Regions from separate parts of the Mus musculus genome. Here all the other regions are linked to region 3. Evidence: chromatin loops called from intact Hi-C (ENCODE). Cell type or tissue: left cerebral cortex. All regions are shown on one strand.

What was found. Hi-C counts contacts between places; a loop is a spot of excess contacts. Peaks named below come from ENCODE experiments on the same cell type or tissue, not always from the same donor. Only the 100,000 strongest peaks of a DNase experiment are listed, where the experiment ranks them.
Region 1: it touches region 3 in a loop (16-fold over the local background); 21 of 42 quality-filtered maps call a loop at or near these places.
Region 2: it touches region 3 in a loop (6-fold over the local background); 17 of 42 quality-filtered maps call a loop at or near these places.

What each region holds. Positions count from the first base shown.
Region 1 is chr12:30,368,562-30,371,061 of GRCm38, forward strand. The region is part of intron 1 of Sntg2 (syntrophin, gamma 2); the gene reads right to left. Among named protein-coding and RNA genes, the nearest start is that of Sntg2, 3.6 kb to the right of the region's middle. In left cerebral cortex, a CTCF peak has its summit at 1,451 (motif pointing left); DNase peaks (open chromatin) are centred at 1,447 and 2,432.
Region 2 is chr12:30,576,750-30,579,249 of GRCm38, forward strand. Gm32259 (a long non-coding RNA gene) reads right to left here and starts at 444. Exons shown (of 4, transcript XR_872635.1): 1 at 373-444. In left cerebral cortex, a CTCF peak has its summit at 1,471 (motif pointing left); a DNase peak (open chromatin) is centred at 1,473.
Region 3 is chr12:30,198,727-30,201,226 of GRCm38, forward strand. The region is part of intron 15 of Sntg2 (syntrophin, gamma 2); the gene reads right to left. Among named protein-coding and RNA genes, the nearest start is that of Gm32084, 54 kb to the left of the region's middle. In left cerebral cortex, a CTCF peak has its summit at 1,184 (motif pointing right); DNase peaks (open chromatin) are centred at 1,216 and 1,901; H3K27ac peaks cover 368 bases.

The DNA of each region.
Region 1 (2,500 bases), 170 kb after region 3:
ATTGGGTCAGGAAGAGGAGAGGAGCAGTGACCAACACACCCTAAAGCTGAGCATCTGCCTGCAGACAAAGGCACAGAGGTCTGGGACTGAGGCGATGGGGGCAGCCCTGTCCTCAGTGAGGCACATGACAAGCTCAGCAAGTGGAGTGCAGCACGACACCGCTTACCACAGGAAAAATCAGTCAGTCAATCGGAGACACAAGTTGGGGGGTGGCCCACTTCCTCTCTTTTACCTCATCTTGGAAAGGGCAAGGGGAGGGGGATTACTCTGTTCCAGTCCTAAAAGCTGAGTCACCTAGCAGTGTGGGCATGCCCTAGATGCAAAGTACTTGTTTCTCATGGAAAATAAATTAGATAACTTTTTAGGATCACTGACAATCATACCACCCTTCACAAATATGGACTGTTTATTAAGAAACTGGGTGGAATCCTATGGTTGTATTTTACCTATAACACAGTACTGCCACTTAGACCTCTAACTGTTTGAATCAGTTCTAGGAATGAGATTCAACAGTGTTGTGTGATTTTCCACCTAGTTACTTCAATTAAAATAAAAATAGATACGTTTATTCTTCACCAGTCTGGGCTTAAATGAATTTACTACTGTCTGGAGTGAGGCGTACTTTTCTTCCTGGAGCTGGGGTCCAAGGAACAGTGATGAGAGAAATAAATCCAAAAAATGAAAGTCAATGACCACAGTGACACACACACAGTGGTTTTAATATCTCATGTGATTGTATTTATCGTAATACAAGTCAGAGCTGTAACCAAGTGGAATCCGTCCAAATGTCAAATGGATTCTGGTGCCTATCCAAGCTGGGTAAGTCAAAATGCTGACAGTTTAGAGTAGCATCGTTCTTTCACAATACAAAAACATTACTGTAAATATTAAGGCAGATAAGGTGTTAGGCAGGTAGGGAAAATGGCGATAAAACGGGGTAAGCAGAATGAAAATTTAGCAATTTTGGAGTAAGTCATCTCTGAAATTAGCATACCTTATGTGTTAAAAATATAACCTGACATTTTTATAACTTTGCAATTACAGCCTTAAATAAGCTAAAAAGGCATAGTCGTTTTCCTTAAATCTTAATTATTTGCCTAATAAAAATGTAACGGATGAATAATAATACCACATCTGAAAAGAAATGTTTAACAAGGAAATTCAAACTGAAAAAGAATCACACAGCCCTCACAGCACATTTTAATAGCATGTGTTGAAGCGTGCAGGATGGTATAGAGTTTTAGTTGTCTCTGGGCAGGGTAGGATTTCGAAGATGCCCTGTGTGTCCTTGGGGGTAGAGAAGAACAGCCAGTGCTCCCAGAGGAAGCCAGGAATGGCCTTGAGTGGGGATCAAGTCCGCAAGGGGAGCTTAGTGCAGAAATAGAAGGGATAAGCCGGCTTCCACAGGCTGAATGGGACTCCAGGAAGGCCGAGGATTCAGCGCCACCTCCTGTTGGCAGAAAGCAATGCAACTTTTCCAAACCTATGTGAGCTCAGGGCAGCAGCGGTTATTGGACCACAAGGGAAACACTCACCAGTACAAAACCCAAGTGCCTTTTCCATGAAATTGTTAATGTCTTTTCCTTAGAAGGCCTTTAGAAACCTTCTTTTTTTTTCATCTTATACAACGAAATCGCTCAGTCTAACTGAATAGCCAGTTTCTGAGAACCATACTACCTAGATGTGTACATAATGTATGCATATATCGTAGCATCATAACGTACTACACTGAAATATGTCATATGTACATTGTCATTTCTAAATGACAGTTGATTGCTAAGGGTGACTGGTGTCAGAATGCAAGTGACCAATAAGAATTGCTCTGGAGAGTTTACAGGTGAGAAGGGGGTAAGTGGGCTTCCCCAGCGAGGGTTGCTAATTTTCTCCAATGCTAACCAGTGAGTTTCTCTTTATACTGTAAGTACAGTGCAAGCCCTGGGTACTAGCACAGCACAGCACAAGGGAGAAGGAAGGAAGGAAATCATTTAATAACAAGGGGTCTGGATTCAACAGTGCCCCCCTCATCCTGTGCCTCAATGCCACCTTCTCTGGCTTCTCAAAAGTGTGTTGTACGAGCCATCCTGGAATATATGTCTAGATTACAACCAAAAACTATACAGATAAGTAGATATGAGAAGTTGTTACATATATTTCAGAAAAAAGGGACAAATTTAATTTCTGATATTTTTAACAAGTAAATTCAGGTTTCTAAATTAGATCCTGTTTACATGTTCACCATGAGGCATGTTGTCTCCTGGTAAAAATCAAGTAACTCCTTGTTTTAAAATACATGGGATTGGCCTATGATGTCACAGGCACCAAAAGAAATTCTATTGGTGAGATCAAAAGTGTCTGAAAGAAATAAGGACGCACGTAACAGGAGCAGGAAACAAGGGGGAGTATTGGGATCCTACAGTGTCTGCTTAACTTATCTCTGCAGTAACAGCGGCTCTGGAAAAAAAAAATGGCTAAGAGATTCCCTTACGAAGCGTGCCTTCAA
Region 2 (2,500 bases), 380 kb after region 3:
AGACAACAGTTTTACTTACAGTACCATCTTCTACTTTCTCTCCTACACACTCTGGAACCAGGCAACCACATGCTGTGTTGAACCTGATCTGCCCTGACCTGATCCTTGTCTCTCAGTGAAGGCTGAATTCAGCAAAATCTAAAGTCTAGCTCCAACTGGCCTCCATGCCAGGGCCTCTACTTTTGCATCCAGTCTACCCTGGCTTCTCTGTCTGACTTCAGTAGGTACATGAATGGCCTTGGCTCTTAGTTTTACTGGGCTAGACTCCAGAAGTACTGTTCTGGCTCAAGTAGTAGTAACTAAAAACTACACACATGGAAAATAAGCTAAGGAAAACTGCCATGCTTCACCTGTACCCAAGCCCTTGCCTACCTGGCATTGCCTGCAAAGAAGAGCACGGCACTCACCAACCAGGAGCAGGAGGCTGGGGCTGACAAGGGTGGCACCTGGAGCCACCAGAGGTCTGGAGTTTAGATACAAACATTGACAGAGCTGCTCATCTACGCTGTGCTGGCTTTCCTCTCACTTCCCTGACTTCAAATATAGCAAACACCCAAGAGAGTGTTTGTGCATCTGTACCTCCAGCCATAGAGCCAGGTGCGTTTTTCTTTTCTTTTTCTATTTTGAATCAAAGCAAAAAAAACAAAAACAAAAGGAGAGATAAAAGTATTCAGATGCTGAGGGTTATAATCAATGCACCTGCTGGTATTAGCTCCCCAAATATGCATATTCTTCTGGCATATCGCTTGGTGGTAAGGAATGAGGCAGAAATCGGGACTCCTTGTGTTGTATTGACTGCATTGTCCCAAGAAAATGCAGTGGCAATGGGTTCCTTCTGCCCCCTTCCTTCCTCTTAAGGAGTAGCCTGTCTGTTAATATAAGGCAGTTTACAGAGGTGTGCCTGGTTAGAAATGGAAGACATAGCCTCTTCCTTGGGGCAGTTTCTAAATGAGTTATCACATGTGGTTTTTTTTTGTTCAGCCATCCCCGTGCTGCTAGAGATGTTGAAGGTGTGAAAATAAATGGCACAGATTGGTGAGCCACATGAGAGGTTCATACTTAAGGAGACAGGGATAAATAAATTAAACTAAGACAGCGGGATGTGTCCTGCTCAGTGTTTATGTGAATGTCTCCACGAGCATTGAAAAAGGAGAATAATAAAATATCATAAGTATAAAATGACAGTGTGCTATCAGATTCAGTAGGTATTTTTCTCTAAATGTTGTACCTGTGATTACCAATTTTTTTCACAGGCAATTTTTAAATGACTAGTCTTCTAAAACTTAATCTATGCCAGAGGAGTAAAATAATGCTGTGTTTATCTATTCCATCATTCTCAATAAATATATTTAATGGTGCAAACTAAAGCTCTCGCTTCAGAAACTGAACATATGAAAGTTTACTTTTTTCAAATGTGGAAATGTATGACAGGCTGCCTGTTGGCCTGTTGGAAGGAAGGTGCTTCCCCCTAGTGTCCAGTTAAGGTATTTGAAAGCCCTGCCTGCAAGACCAGAATGTCTTCCCAGACCTCTGACTACTGGGGAAATGACAAGTAAATGACTCCTCCCTTTGCAGGAGTGACAGCGATTGTTCTCATACGGATACTATTGTAATTACAAAGAGAGAATCGCGGTTTGAACTTCTGGATGTTTTGAGTGTGTGTGTGTGTGTGAGTGTGTGTGTGTGTGTGTGTGTGTGTGTGTGTTTGAGTCTAAGCAATATTAAAAAGCTACAGCTATGAGTGGATGAGGAGTAGAACAAAAAACAAGGGTTTTAGGAGCACAGTAGTGACAAAGCTGCTACTGGGTCGTGACCACTAAGGTGAGCACTGGGTCATCACCACTAAGGTGAGCACTGGGTCATCACCACTAAGATGAGCACTGGGTCATCACCACTAAGATGAACACTGGGTCATCACCACTAAGATGAGCACTGGGTCATCACCACTAAGATGAGCACTGGGTCATCACCACTAAGATGAGCACTGGGTCATCACCACTAAGGTGAGCACTGGGTCATCACCACTAAAGTGAGCACTGGGTCATCACCACTAAGGTGAGCACTGGGTCATCACCACTAAGGTGAGCACTGGGTCATCACCACTAAGATGAACACTGGGTCATCACCACTAAGATGAGCACTGGGTCATCACCACTAAGATGAGCACTGGGTCATCACCACTAAGATGAGCACTGGGTCATCACCACTAAGGTGAGCACTGGGTCATCACCACTAAAGTGAGCACTGGGTCATCACCACTAAGGTGAGCACTGGGTCATCACCACTAAGGTGAGCACTGGGTCATCACCACTAAGATGAACACTGGGTCATCACCACTAAGGTGAGCACTGGGTCATGACCACTAAGGTGAGCACTGTACAATCTCAGGAAATGAGACAGGAGGAGCACAGGAGAAGGATGAGAGACTCTGTGCTTCTCACTCAGGGTTCATGGTATCTTCTAAGAAGAAATATGATCCATCCCTTGTATTTGTTCCTCT
Region 3 (2,500 bases):
TGGGTTCAACCCTCACACAAGAGCAAGGGGCCATGCAACTGTGAGGTCAAACATGTTGCTTGTAGCCTGTGCAGACCAGCTCAGAACTTCCCCCAGATCCTACAGAAACAGGAAGGGAGCTCCAGAACACTAGACCCCACTTCCATGTCATTAGGAACCGGAGTTCATATCAAGCTCTTCCCTTGCAGTGTTGCTGCCCCTGGCTGCACACGAGTCAGTGGGTAGACATGCTAAGATTCTCACATATGGCCTCTTGAAGACTCTTATGTGTACTGTTCTAGTCCCTGGAGTGACAGGAAGACTGGCTGACCATGAGTAAGCCAGAGACAGAAGCACAAGTAGACCGGCAGTGGAATCTCTAGCAGGCAGTGCTGTGCTGTGCTTTGCTCTTCCTAGGTTAGGGCCTTGACCAGGATCTATTCCGGGATATTGCCAAGTGCAGCACCAAAGACACACATAGAATCCTGAGGACTGTGTGGAGATAGACCATGCAAACCTGCCCTTAAGGTGGAATCCTAAAGGTCTTAGATTTGGTGTCCTGAAGTGCAAGACTGCGTGTCAGAGATGAAGAAGCAGAAACTACGTAGAAGTTCTGCACTTCTTCCTCCACGGTAGATGCTGTAACACCATATGCATCCCAGAAGGACACACTTGGCAAGAGCATTCAGGTCTGGAGTCTGGATCAAATTAGTAGCAAGTGTGGGTTCTGTATTGATCTGTGTGAGTACCATGGTCACAGAAGGTAAGGACTCTTGACAAGGATCAAGAAGTCATTTGCTCACCGACCCTGTGCTACAGCATGAATGGCCTTCGATGCTGGATACAGAATTGAAATCCATCCTTGATATTACATTATTTTATGCAACTGCATTTTATTATTACTACAATCATCATGTGAGTCCATGGGGAAAACATCATGATAATTTCACTTTGAGGAAGTGAAGTGACAATGTTTGTAGTGAGTTTTCAGGTACCAGGGACAAAAGCAGGTTCCTTTTCTGTCTCAGGATTTCTCTACCTCTGAACACAGGCTGCTTGAATATTCTGTATAATGCTCTATCCTGTTCATGGCAGGTGCTAAGCAGCAATTTGGGCCCCCATAATGGACATCCCGAAGTGGCAGAGTACCCTACCCTTCCAGGTACTAGTGAGGAAAAACCGTCTTCAGTTATCTCCATATGTCCCCTAGAGGGCAGACTTGTCCTGGCTGAGATCTTTGTTCTGGAAAAAGGAAGGGCACAGGGAAGAGTTCTAGACAAAGTTGCTGTCTGGGAGTACTTATCAACTGGTTGAGAGACTGGGTCACAAAAGAGCATAGCCTAAGAGGCTCAGATATGGCAGTTTGGAAACAGCTATGAGAAAAAGACTGCTCATTTTTAGAAGCCTTTGATGAGCCTTCACTTCTTCATTGTGGGCTCTGGAACGAAGGGAGGCCAAAGCTGAGCTGGCACAAGGTATGTGGAAAGCAGGTTTCTAGAAATGTTCGTATGCTTAGTAACAGAAATTCAGATATGACCCAGTAGAATCCATGTGTATGAATGAGCTCAAGCCTGAGGCCCCAAAGACCAGACCACATTGCCATCATCCATGTCCAACGACACATCATCAAACTGAAGCTTTATACAACAAGTGAAACTCCAACAGGTCAGGGCTTCCTAAGTGCTGATCAGCAGCAGCTGATCTGAAGGGAACCAAGCTAGCCCGAATGGACAATAGGGACACCCTTTCTGCTCTATTCTGCAAGAGAAACCACAGGAAGCTGTTTCCTGTGAGAGCCATGGGGTTCTGTAATACAGGGTCCCTTGATCCTGCTCAAGCCACCCACAGAGACCACTCTTCTGCTCTGTGGGTCTGCTGTAGGCTTTTATGCTTTGTCCTTGCTAATAAAAGCCAATGAGATCTCTAAACTAAATCTACTGGCGTCCCGCGTTCACAGCAGCATTCCCCACAGGCACAAACATCACTCATTTGTAATTAGCAAAGTAGGTCTTTATAAATATTATGTGAAAGAGCATTGGCTCTTCACATTGGCAAAGGATTTCCTAACACTTATGTAATTTGGAGAACCCTCAGATGATGATGGAAATAATCCAGTGATTTCTACTGCTCACACAGGCGGCATAATCAATACAGCTGGAATCCAGGACAGCATTTCATTCCTGGATGCATTCTACCAACGTGCGGAGTGTACTCTCCCCAAAACCACTCAGGTTTGAAACTACGGTTCTTTTCATTCTGTTCTAGTGTTGTAGGTTTTTTTCTCTTCAAGGAGATTATGAAAACCCATCCTGTGTTTTCCTCTTTCTCCTTCCCTCCCCGTCTGTCTGTCTCTGAATCATAGCTGCCAAGCACCATTTCACTGGACATTTTGCTGTGTGGGTTCTAGGGCTTGTAAACACCCAGAGACCCCAAACTAGCAAGCAGGAAGGCAGATCATATAGGCAGACCTTCATTTCCAGCACAGCTGGTGGGTGCTGCCTACTCTCACACATATCTGAAT